2 separate regions of the Homo sapiens genome follow, and region 2 is linked to region 1. Evidence: chromatin contacts called from ENCODE Hi-C or POLR2A ChIA-PET data. All regions are on one chromosome and are shown on one strand. The core of a region is the stretch at or near the end of the contact, and the rest is flanking DNA. Distances in the headings are between cores, read along the strand shown. Region 1 overlaps LOC105377732 (a long non-coding RNA gene). Region 2 has its middle 43 kb from the start of LINC02995.

The links. Hi-C counts contacts between places; a loop is a spot of excess contacts on that map. ChIA-PET counts read pairs that join two places held with the same protein, here RNA polymerase II (POLR2A). Pooled maps may share reads with other maps.
Region 2: a loop to region 1 is called in a map of heart right ventricle, with 2.7 times the contacts of the local background. The contact joins two enhancer-like sites. A Hi-C loop is called at or near these places in 5 of 168 maps with a recorded cell type or tissue (Right ventricle myocardium inferior, cardiac septum, gastrocnemius medialis and 2 more) and 2 of 50 pooled maps. POLR2A ChIA-PET finds 5 or more read pairs at or near these places in 1 of 52 experiments (GM12878).

Annotation. Positions count from the first base shown.
Region 1 is chr5:173,495,909-173,501,630 of GRCh38, forward strand. It overlaps LOC105377732 (a long non-coding RNA gene), which reads left to right. Exons shown (of 15, transcript XR_001743001.1): 11 at 780-921. Among named protein-coding and RNA genes, the nearest start is that of LINC02995, 81 kb to the right of the region's middle. RefSeq lists an enhancer at 2,793-3,459. Within about 2 kb of position 3,628, at least 13 of the 41 ENCODE cell types and tissues checked have a DNase peak (open chromatin) inside an H3K27ac peak, as active enhancers do; they include gastrocnemius medialis and heart right ventricle, where a contact is called at or near this core.
Region 2 is chr5:173,533,644-173,539,493 of GRCh38, forward strand. No RefSeq gene overlaps it. Among named protein-coding and RNA genes, the nearest start is that of LINC02995, 43 kb to the right of the region's middle. Within about 2 kb of position 4,473, at least 4 of the 41 ENCODE cell types and tissues checked have a DNase peak (open chromatin) inside an H3K27ac peak, as active enhancers do; they include gastrocnemius medialis and heart right ventricle, where a contact is called at or near this core.

The DNA.
Region 1 (5,722 bases), core at 2,378-4,877:
CTCTGCCTTTCTTTCTCTGTGAGTTGGTTTAGCCTCAGGCAGTACAGAGCAGTGGATGGTGGGATGATGTCTTCCCTCTCTCTCTCTCTCTTTCTCTTTCCTCCTTTGCTTTCTCTCCCCCCATAGTGCACCCACTTGCACTATTACCTAAATCTTCACAACTGCCCAAGGCCTCTAGCATTTTACAGAGAAGGAAACTGAGGCCAGGTCTCTGAAAGAATCTGCCTTTAGACAGTCCTTTCATTCTCCTGTGAAAGACCGTGGCAGATACATTTCCACTTTAATCTCTCAGCCCCTACCTTGGTTTACATTCCAAAGAAACAGCTGCCTCCCAGCCAGCTGGACAAGGAGCTGAAATTCATTCACTAGTCCTGCTGGACTCTCTGTTCTCAAATAGGCAACACAATTCTTTCTTATCATAACTGCTGTCAGTTTGTGAAAAGGGAACACGTGGCAGCTTGACCGCTCCACTGGGACAGCCGTGAACCACTGCCACCGCCACTGTGGGGAGAAGCACTGAGGTCACCCTAGGCCCCACTCAGGCTAGGTCTCTGGGGCTGATGGGCTCTTCTGACTACAGCTGCTTTGAATCTAAACTCTCCTCTGTGGAGCGTCCCCCAAAATCACACTGTTTTTTTAAAAAAATAACTAAATGTACCCTGATTGGGAGTTAACTGGATTTCCTGTTATTTAAATATTCAAATATTTAAATGTTAGTTAAATATTCAAACATTTAACACCTTTTCGTTCTCTGATTTGAGAATGTCTCATGTCCTTAGGATGAGCCTCCTGGTGGAGGAGAGTGCTCCTGCCTCTCCTGCCTCTCTTTATGGATTGTATGTCAAGGAGACACCCGCAAGGACTCTGGTGGCCTGGACATACTTCTGGAAGACTGACTCTTCCAGACTGATGAAACCAAAGGTGAGAAGGAGGCACGAACAGAATCCAACAAAAATTACACAGTTTGAGCTTCAGTCCAGACCCCAGGATCAAAGGCAGTGTGTAACAGACCCCGCGTAGTAGCCAGAACTTTTTAAACAGGACTGTGTTGCCAGGCTGAGAATCCACAGAGGCTGGCCAGAGATAACACAAGGAGAAACCAACAGTCTCTCCAGTTTTGGTGTGGAATTTGCAGTAGTAGCCTGGGCCAGGGTCCACAGCATTGCACGCATGCTCCACTAGGTCATTTTAGCACACTGCATTTTCTAACTCTTCGTGAACTCAAACTAAGAGAAGACATCATTAGCAACCTGATTTCCGAGTTGTTACTTCCTCTCAATCCCCTAAATCCCCCATGCAGGTAAAATGGGGAACTGTGTGATGGATAGCAGAGCGGGTAGGTGAATGTACATCTGTTGAACAACGCTTCTTGATGAATGGATGGAGACCGATCTGTGTGGAGGACTCTGGGTCGGGGGAGGGCTTTTCCTTATACAGCATTTTCATGAATGGTCTCAATAAAGATATGGAAGGCAGGCTTATCACATTTGCAGATGAAACAAAGCCAGGATAGAAAGGTGATGCTATAGACGATGGAAAGAAAATGCCAAAGGTCTTAGGCTCCAACCAAGTGTGACACCTAACAGAGATGAATGTCAAGTGTCACGTTTAGATCCATGACACAAATCTGTGAATTGATCCACATCGCTGGGGAAGGCCTGACTTTAACTTCCTTCCTGGTTTCCAACTCTTGGTGTCTTTTTGTTCTCCCACAAAGCTTCCTTCTTATCCATGGTTCCTTTCCGTGGATCCCTTTTCTCCCTAAAGTGATCCTGGAGCTGTATGGGAATGTTCCACGCTACCCCTGCTGTGTCCTCTTAGGACAATGCCTTCCAGCCCTCTGGGACCCACCTGGGGGACAGAGTGAGAACTGTGGTTCTCAGAGCCACAAATAGGACAAGCAACTCCATGGACAGAGGTCAGGCAAAGGCTTCATGGGTGCCCGGGAGGAGGCTGCGCCACCGAGCAGGAAGTGGCCACCACAGGTTGCAAGTGGCCGGCTGTGGGATGGGCCTTCGGGCTGCTGGAGACCCCGTTCTGCGTGGCTTCCCGCACCCGATGGCCCGTTCCCCAGTCTTGGAATGCTTGGATCATAAGGGCTCTGATCTTTTGTGAGCTCTGCCGTTTTTGTTTGTTTCAAGATCTTTATCACAGTTAAATAATTTTTTTAGGAGTTTATGTATGGGTAGTTTAAATGTTCTTGAATATGTTTTTTTTCATTTAAAATTTTTTAATCTCTCAATCCTAAATACACACACACACACACACACACACACACACACACACACGCAGACATACACATATGCAGCCTTCTGTGAATATTGGATATGGAACCAATTACTCTAGGTTGCAGTAATTACTTTTATATAACTAGAGTTGGGGACTTGTGAATCAATTCCATACCCATTAGCAATGTACGCGTGAGCCAAGATTTTTTTTTTCTTTCTTTTTTTAACAGGACTGGACAGTGTTGAATCCTTGGGGGGAAGAAAAACCAACACTTTTTTTTTAAGCTGACAGCACATTCCATCCACTCGGCAATGTAGAACTAATGAAGATATAAGTGTAAGAAAACCTATAATTGAATCCAGCACGTAGCAAGCATAGTTGAGCGGCGAGTACACCCAAGCTGAAATCACATGTGCTCCTGTCTAATCCTCTCCGGGCGCCCAGCACAGGGAAATATTTCTGGATTGTGTCTCAGGCTGTGATTTCTATCCAAGGCAGAATAGAAACGGCCTTTTCCCTGGGCAGAGGCTTTGGGCTGTCAGGGGACACCTGAGTTGCCTTTGATAAGGCTGCCGTTTGGATGGTGATTTAAAGAGCAAGTCTAGAAAAAAATAACCTTGAGAAAGAGGAGTGTTTTGGACTAGAGCCCTTCTTGCGCGCTTTCATTCCGCTTCCCTTGCCAGTGTTTCTCAGTTTCCCCCATGGTGGCTGGAGGTGCGTCTGTCCCCACAACCCAGAATTGGGGCAGTCCCTCAGGAGCTGCTTTTCGATCCCAGCCCTCTGGTGTCCAACATTCAGAGCAAGCCCGATCAACCCAGCCCACTAAGTTCCCTGCATCCGAGGACCCCTTTGATGCGTGGATCCGAGTGGGAGGGAGGCCAGAGTGCAACTGTGTTTTCCTTTCAACATTCCTCAGGAGTGATTCACTGCCAGGTGTCCCCAATACCCCCAGCTGCTCCGTCCCCTGCAGTTGTTCCGTAGGGATGAGGCTTTTTGATGCCCTGTCCTTGGCCCTGCCTGGCTTCCTGTCTGGGGCAGGAGAGAGCAGAATGGCCCCCAGAAACTCTGCTCTGGATGTAGGACTGCTTGCTCTGGAAGCTGTGGTGTGTGCCTCTGGCAGGCTGCTCTGACCAGCAAGCGGCAGCTGGATGCTTTGTGCACTGAACTAAGGCTGCGGTGGGTTGAATGTGCATACCTCTGCGTGGCTCCCACAGTACCCACCACTCCCTGTTGTTTCCTGCTCAGTGTAACGTTCTATTTCGTTATCTGGGTTCTCTGCTGGGCAGTGTTTGAGTTTAGACCCTGACCAGAGAGAGGGAGCAGGTGCTGTGCCATGTGGCCACTGTGGCGGATTTATGCAGGGGCACCCACTCCCCGGCTGCCCCTGCCTCCAGGCAGTTGAGCTGAGGGTGTTTGCTCAGCTGCCCTGGCGCCTAGCCTGTGGGGCCATGGCCTTCTGCTTCTAGGCCATGGAAGGTGGCATGGGCCCAGAGAATTGGGCAGGTGTGCTGCCAGGCCCAGTCCCCGGGGCCTTGGGGGCCTGGATTGGAAGCTGCAGGGAGGTCCCTGGGAGTCCTCTGAGCAGGCGGCCTGCGTTGGGACACCCTGGCCTTTTAGCTGTTGAGTCCTAGTTGGAAGGGGCATTCATTCCAGGGACATTCTTTCTGTCTGGAGCAGAGACTTGGCCTGAACCTTGAACCAAAAACCGGAACAAACTGCACTCGTTTGCTCAACCTCGAACCAAATCCAAATATTGTTTATATCGCTGAGAACCAAACCAGGGTTCTGGGGTTTGGTTTGGTTTGTTTTCCCACCAGAGAACATTTAGGGAACAAGGCTGAGCTGCAACAGGACTAGGAGGGAACCTGAAGAGGCCCTTTGTGTGGATTTTGGACTCAGCGAGCTCTCGGTCAGGGGAACACTGCAAGACACAGTTAGGTCTGCAGAGGTTGCACTAGGTGGACTGTAGGGCTGGAGAAGCTATGGGGCCAACGTCTGTCCTGAGGAGAGGACAGTCACAAGTCCACATCTCTGTAAACAGTGCTGTGTGGTGTGGGATGCCCCGTACATTGCTACCAGGCAGCAGTGATGACTAGGGGATGCCAACGGTGGGTACAGAACTGCATACATGGAGGGAACTTTAATGAAATCATGCACCGATTGATTTTTCTGAATTTATTTCCGGTTTACTCTAGGTCACTCAATAGCCATCTGCTTAGCACCTGGCGCCATACTGAGGCAGATCCCAAAGAAACAGCAAAGGGTTGGCCTCCACTCTCTCCGAGTCCTTGGTACACTTTGGGGGCTGGCGCTACAGTGTCTTGGAGATACACTGTCATGTTCAAATAGTGTAGCTCACAAATTCATGTCCCCTTGGAAGCTCAGGATGTGGCCCTATCTGGAAATAGGGTCTTTGTAGATGTAATTCATTAAGGTTCTCATGACAAAAGCGTCCTGGATTTTGAGTGGGCATGAACTCCAATGACTGGTGTCCTTGTAATAAGAGGAGAGGACACACAGCCACACAGGGAGAAGGAGGCCACATGAAGACAGGGGCAGAGGCTGGAGGGAGGCAGCCAGAAGCCAAGGAGGCCAGGGAGGAGTTGCTCCTGGAGTCTTCGGAGGGAGTGCAGACCTGTGACACTGTGAAAGGTGTCCCTTTCCTGTGGGAAAGTAAATATCTGTTGTTTGAAGCCACTCACAGTCACACAAACCAAATAGTGAAGCCCCCGAGATGCCACACTCACACCTCCTTTCTTTGAAAAAGTGAATTCTTCTGCATAATTAGCCACATTTTTGTCATGTGACCTTGCCACCCTGGTCACACATGGTTGGACCCAGGATTGGTTGGACATATGGCAATGCCCATGCTGGATTGGGAGATTTCTCATCAGCTTGTCCTTTGAGAAAAAGAGACACATGCACACAGAGGGGCATCTGGTGGAAGTCAAGATATGGAGCAGGAGGCAGAAACCTGAAAATAGGTTGATGCAGAGAGCGGCAAGAAGCTCTGATGAAGAGAGAGCGAGCGAGAGTGAGAGTGTTAGGGGCAGTCTGCAGAATCGGTGGCCATGTTGCTCACTCAGCAGAAGCACTGTTAGATCCTCCAAGAAGCCTGGGTCCGGCTACTGTGAATGCATTTGCTTCCTAGGCTCCTGCACTTCCTCTGGATTCTCGTAGTCCAGCCCCAAGTCCAGAGAGAACCCGGGCACTCCTCTGTTCCCGGCAAATGAAACAGCCCAGCCAACACCAAACACAGGTGACACCACCGAGAAAAATAGGCACTCACATTTGGTTGTGTTTCATCCAAGGCCAGCCCGTATATAAACTATTTCCTGGCTGTGTTACCCGTGCAGTTGCTTAACCTCTGTGAGTGTCATCTATCAAATGGAGTTCATGCCATCCTCAGAGGGTTTTGTGAGGATTAAATAAGCCATAGAAAACGAAACACTCACTCCAATGCCTGGCATCAAGCAGGGTCCTCATGGTTTCC
Region 2 (5,850 bases), core at 3,223-5,722, 39 kb after region 1:
CCTTTTTCCTGAGGTCTTAAAAAAATTCTTAAATTCCCACAGAGTCTCTTTAAATCAGCTAAACAGTAAATTCTTTTTGCATTAACCTTAAGGGAACTGAGTGGTTTGTAGAAATGTCTCTAAGAATCAATCATTTTCCCGGGGCTGAACTCTGTTTTTGAGTCTACATCACCAAGAATTCCACCCAAGAGGGCAGCAGAATTATATTGCCCAAGGACAGCGATACAGTATCCATGGCCCTTGCTGACAGCACCCTGATTTTGTTTAGAGCAGCAACAAACTCAGTTTCCAGTGGCAGACTCACTTTCCCAGACACCCTTAGAACTAGGGGCAGTCTCGTAACACCTGGTGGACAAGGAGATGTGCACATCGGAGAGCTTTGGGAGCTCTTTGGAAGGTGTGCACTTTCTCCCTTCTCCCTTATTTCTACCTTGAACACAGACATGAGGTGTGGAACCAAAGCTGCCATCTTGAAAAGACTATGAAAAGCTGAAGAGAATGGAAAATAAGTTGTCCTGACATCCCTGAGCTGCTGGACTATCCCAGCACTTCCTGCTTCCAGCTGTATGATAATGTGAGAAAAACAAACTCCCTCCAGGCTGCGGTGGGAGTTGGGTTGCCTAGATGGCTGAACTGCTCTGGGGCAGATACATGAAGTGAGGCCATTGTGGGGCAGGGGGAACCCCTAGATATGAGCATCCCACCTCACCCTGGGCCTTTCATGTCCCACTGGGGAAAAACTTGTTTAAGTCACTTTAGTTGGATTTTTTTATTACTTGCAGCTTGAAGTATTTCTAAGTGGTAAGCAGAGCTGGATGTAACCTTTGAAAACCGAGGTAGGGCAAACTGGGGAGTAAATTCAGGGCTGGATTTTCCTCTTTGATCATGGTCTTTCCACTCCTTCCGAGTTAGAGATTGGCTAAATCACCCTTGGAAAGCAGCAGAGTATATCCAGAAAATCTAGATCAGGAAGTTTGGATAGGTCACAGACAAGACACATCTAGAAAAAGCAGTGAGGGTCCCTGTGTCATACATTTGCAGCTTTTCAGGGGAGGATGTCCTCAGAGACCACCCAGATCCTCATCTCTCCTCCCCTCCTTGGGTTCCCATTCGGCTATGTCAAGCTATGTTACATTACTCACCATTTCCTGAACATTTTGTGCCTTGGCTAAGCCATCCGCTTGTCTCCAAAGCTTTCATCATCCCTTCTTCCACTCCCCTTTTTGGCTCATCCTTCAAGACCCTACTTGGTGACCTCTTCTGTCAGGTCCTCCTGATCACCCCCATGTGTCCCCACCCACACAGGATGTATTGCTCCTTCCCCTAGGTCATATCAGAACTCTACTCTGACATCTTTTCTAGCTCTCCTTCATCCAAGAAGTGCTTGTTCCTTGGAATAGCAGGATAGGCAGTTGTTAGCACATGATACTGTTATTCATTGTAGACACATTTATTTCACCCAGCAGAACAGGATTTCCTTCAGGACAAGATCAATTTATCATGACCACTTAGATTTTTTTCCAGAGCCCAGTGTGGTACACAGAAGACAGAAATCAGGACTTAAATGTTCAAACTTAGTGATGCTCAAAGTGTGTGCATGGGAATGTGGTTTCCTAGGAAGACTGCAGAAACTGCACACCAATAGGATTCCATGGTCAAACAGATGTAGAGAATGCCAGAGTGCACAAGGCCACAGGTCTCTACTGCCAGGTTTCTCAAAGCCTTAACCACTTGTGAATCACCAAGATAGAGACTGAGTATGCAGGCTTGCCCCAGTGGATTTGACCATGGGATTTCTTTCTCATGGAGAACCTCAAGGGGCTAAAGTGTGGAGGAATGTGTTTTGGATGCCCAAAGTCAGACACTCATTCATTTTAAAAAGAAATAATCATCTGGTTCCTTTCTTAAGGTTTCCTAGCTGGTTGGAGGGGTAGATGGGACCTAAGATTGAGAGTTCTTGAAGGTATACCATGGGAGACCTCAGGGGTCATCAGATAGATGGTCAGTGAACTGTGGTTGACAGGCAACAATTTGAGGGGTCAAGAAGACCTGGGCTCAAATCTGGATTTTTCACATACCTGAGTCACATAAGCAAACACTCTAGACTCTTTCAGCCTCAGGTTTCTCATCTTTAAAATGTGGCTAATAATACCTATCTCACACAGTACTTGTGATGTCTCAAGGCTCAAACATGTATCAAAGGCTCAGTAAATGGTCGCTATGGAAGCCAACAGCATTCTCCAGGCTGCCTTGGATGTAAGGACAGATCCTACAGATATTGGAGGTAAACATTAAAGAAAAGTTAACATCCCTTTGGGTACACATTCCAAAGGTGCATAGAGATATAGCCAGGAAAGGTTCCCAGGTGAGAGTAAGAACTCTCCAGGCCGATGTTACCAGTGGAACAAGGGGCTGGTTCATTCTGGAATCTTCCTTCCTATACCTGGGGGCTGATGCATGAACCAACATCCCAACATTCCTTGGTCCTTGAAGCTGGCTTCCTTCCCCATCCTGGTGGCCATCTGTCTGAATAATCTGCACTCCAGGGTGGGTGGATGTGACATTCCTGTGACCCCACATTCCTCTCCTCCTCTTCAATCCACCTTAACCTGGTCCCTGCTCACCTCTTTAGCTTTTTTTCCCTTCACTCTTTCTGTCACTTAGTGTCTTAAGAACACTGCCCCTCCTTTACTTCCTGGCACCCTCAGGGCTCCTCCCTTGTGTCTGGAAGCCTTCCCTTCTCTTTGATGGTCTCACTCTTCCTTCAGGTCTCATTTCCAATGTCAGGCTCCTAAGAGAAGCCTTCTCTAAGCACTGCCATGATGAGTCACTCCTTTGTATAGCTTCCTCTGCTTTTTCTTCCTACCACACACTATTAACAACGATATACTTTAGTGATCTTTAAAAAATAATGTCTACCTCTCATTCCTAGGAGGGAAGCTTCATGAGGTGTGCTTTGCCTCATGAAGGGAGCCTCATCCCGGGGGCCCCTCATCCCGGGGGTCTCAGTGGAGCTGAGCACACCCATAGTTACCCATCAGATATTTGGTGAAGGGACTGATGCATGATGGGCTCTAGACAACATTTTTTGTTATTTCGGGGGTCCACGGATCCCCCAATTTTCTGAATGAGATCGCCTCCTTCATGGGTTTGGAAGGAGTGGACTGGAAACGATGGCCAAGGCTGCTTCTTCCCAGAGAGGGTTGTTTTTTTTCCAGCCTTGGCGTGTGAGTGGCCAGACACAGGAGTCTGCAAGAGGCCCCATCGTCAGCAGGAGCCTGGACCTCTCACACTCCACAGGGGACCTTTGGGCACCCCGGGAGAAAATTATCCCAACCTTTAATAGAGCATTTTCTGAACACCCAACACATTTTATTTTTAGACACTGCAAATTTTGGAAAAACTTATATTTTCTGTTTTGCTTCAGCTGCTGGGAATCTCAAGTTGGATTTGTAGCCGCTTCTTACAACCGAATAAGAGCTAAAGGCTTCCAGCTTGGGCATTAACCACACCCAGGATTCATTTTCCTTTTTTACCCCCATTCTCCTTTTATTCTGATTTCTTACTGTAATTATTCCACATCCTGATGCACGTATGTAACACCGTTGGCCATATCAAATTTTTTTCTGCAGTGATTCAGGTACTTTTTAAATTGCAGTGAAATCCACATAACATAAAATGAGCCATTTTAAGGTAGATAATTCAGTGACATTTCGTGCATTCACAATGCTATGAAACCACCACCTCTATCTAGTTTCAAAACATTTTCATCACCCCACAGGAAAACCCTGAACCGCTTAAGCAGTCACTCCCTATTCCCCTCTTCCCCAGCACCTGCAACCATCAATCTGCAGGCATTGTTTCTATAGATTTGCCTATTCTGGATATTTTATCTAAATGGAATATATAATACGTGGCCTTCTGTGTCTAGCTTCTTTCATTTGGCATAATGTTTTGAGGTTCATTCATATTGTAGCATGCATCAGTATTTCATTCCTTTTTTTTTTTTTTTTTTTGAGATAGAGTCTTACTCTGTCACCCAGTCTGGAGTGCAGTGGCGCAACCTCAGCTCACTGCAACCTCTACCTCCTGGGTTCAAGCAATTCTCCCACCTCAGCCTCCCGAGTAGCTGGGATTACAGGCGTGTGCCACCACACCCGGCTAATTTTTGTATTATAGTAGAGACGGGGTTTCACCATGTTGGCCGGGCTGGTCTCAAACTCCTGACCTCAAGTGATCCACCCACCTCAGACTCGCAAAGTGATGGGATTACACACGTGAGCCACTGCGCCCAGCCCTCATTCCTTTTTATAGTTTGTGTTGATGGATCAACTGGTTCAAAATGTGGGTCAGCAGAAGCTGGGAGCATCAAGGTCCTGCTAACATGTGACAGGCAGAAAACTCCTCCAGGTCTTTACAGAGTACACAACAGAGAGGCTCCCACCCAGAAAACCAGCGTGCCATAGATGGTCCAATATTACATTCCAGAGGTCTTGGGACCTGGGCACGAGCCGCTTCTCTCCTGAGATATTCTCCCGGAATAGACAGAGGTGTCAGTCAGCATGAAAATAACCTTGGCAGAGATCCCCACACCAGAAAGATAGCCACAAACATGTGTGTCAAGGCACATGGTTGTGGGGAGGGGGTTCTAAATTAAGCCTTGGGCTCTGTGTTCTATTGACTTGGGCCTGGTGGGGCCGACCAGTCCGTTCTGCCCCTTTGGGTGCACATCCCTGGTTTGGCAGATGCCAGGTGAGAAGGGTCTTGGGAAGGCCAAGGTGGAGGTGCTGCCAGGAGCTGTGGAATGACTTCCAGCACTCAAGCACTACATCCAGGCCAGAGACAAACCAAAGAGGGAAAGATAAAGGGAAGCAAATGAAGTTCAACTTCTTGAATGGAACTTAGAGAAGCAAATATAATGCCATTTTGGCACATGGAAAGGGTGCCATTAACATACTGACTGATTATTGAGATCAGAGATGATCAGAGGGATGACAGGGAACTGAGTTAGATGAAAATGATTGTAGAAACCACTGTGGGCTGAACCTAATTTTCCTCTGTGATGTAGCATGGTCTTCTTTTTAAATTTCATAATGATGTGAAATGGTGTTTTTGGCATTTGTGGGATGCCTAGGGCTAAGATGAACCTGAGAACTGGCCCCAGCTGTGTCGTCTCTGGTTATGTCAACTTGGGTGCATTTCCTCTCTGACTCTCAGTTTTCTCATCTGTAAAATGGAGATGATAGCATGGTTATCTTGGAGACCTACCATGTGGCTTGAAACTGACATAGCTGAGATGCCTGGCACTTGCAGGTGCTCCTTCAAGTGAAGCTTGATCTCTTCCTCCTTCTTTCTCTTCTAAATATCAAAGGAAAAATAGGCCTTTAGCTGAATACAATAAAGCATAGCTATCAGTGATGCAACGTTACCCCTAATGGTGGGCTGCAGTGAGAAAGCAAAGGAGTAAGACACAGTGAACACCTGTAATTGAGATGGCTTCAAGACTTCAAGTTGGAAAAGATAAAATAAATCCATAAATCATTCTACTATAAAGACACATGCACACGTATGTTTATTGCAGCACTATTTATAATAGCAAAGATGTGGAACCAACCCAAATACCCATCTATGATAGACTGGATAAAGAAAATGTGGCACATATACACCATGGAATACTGTGCAGCCATAAAAAAAGAATGAGTTCATGTCCTTTGCAGGGACATGGATGAAGCTGGAAGCCATCATTCTCAGCAAACTAACACAGGAACAGAAAACCAAACACCACATGTTCTCACTCATAAGTGGGAGTTGAACAATGAGAACACATGGACACAGGAAGGCGAACAACAC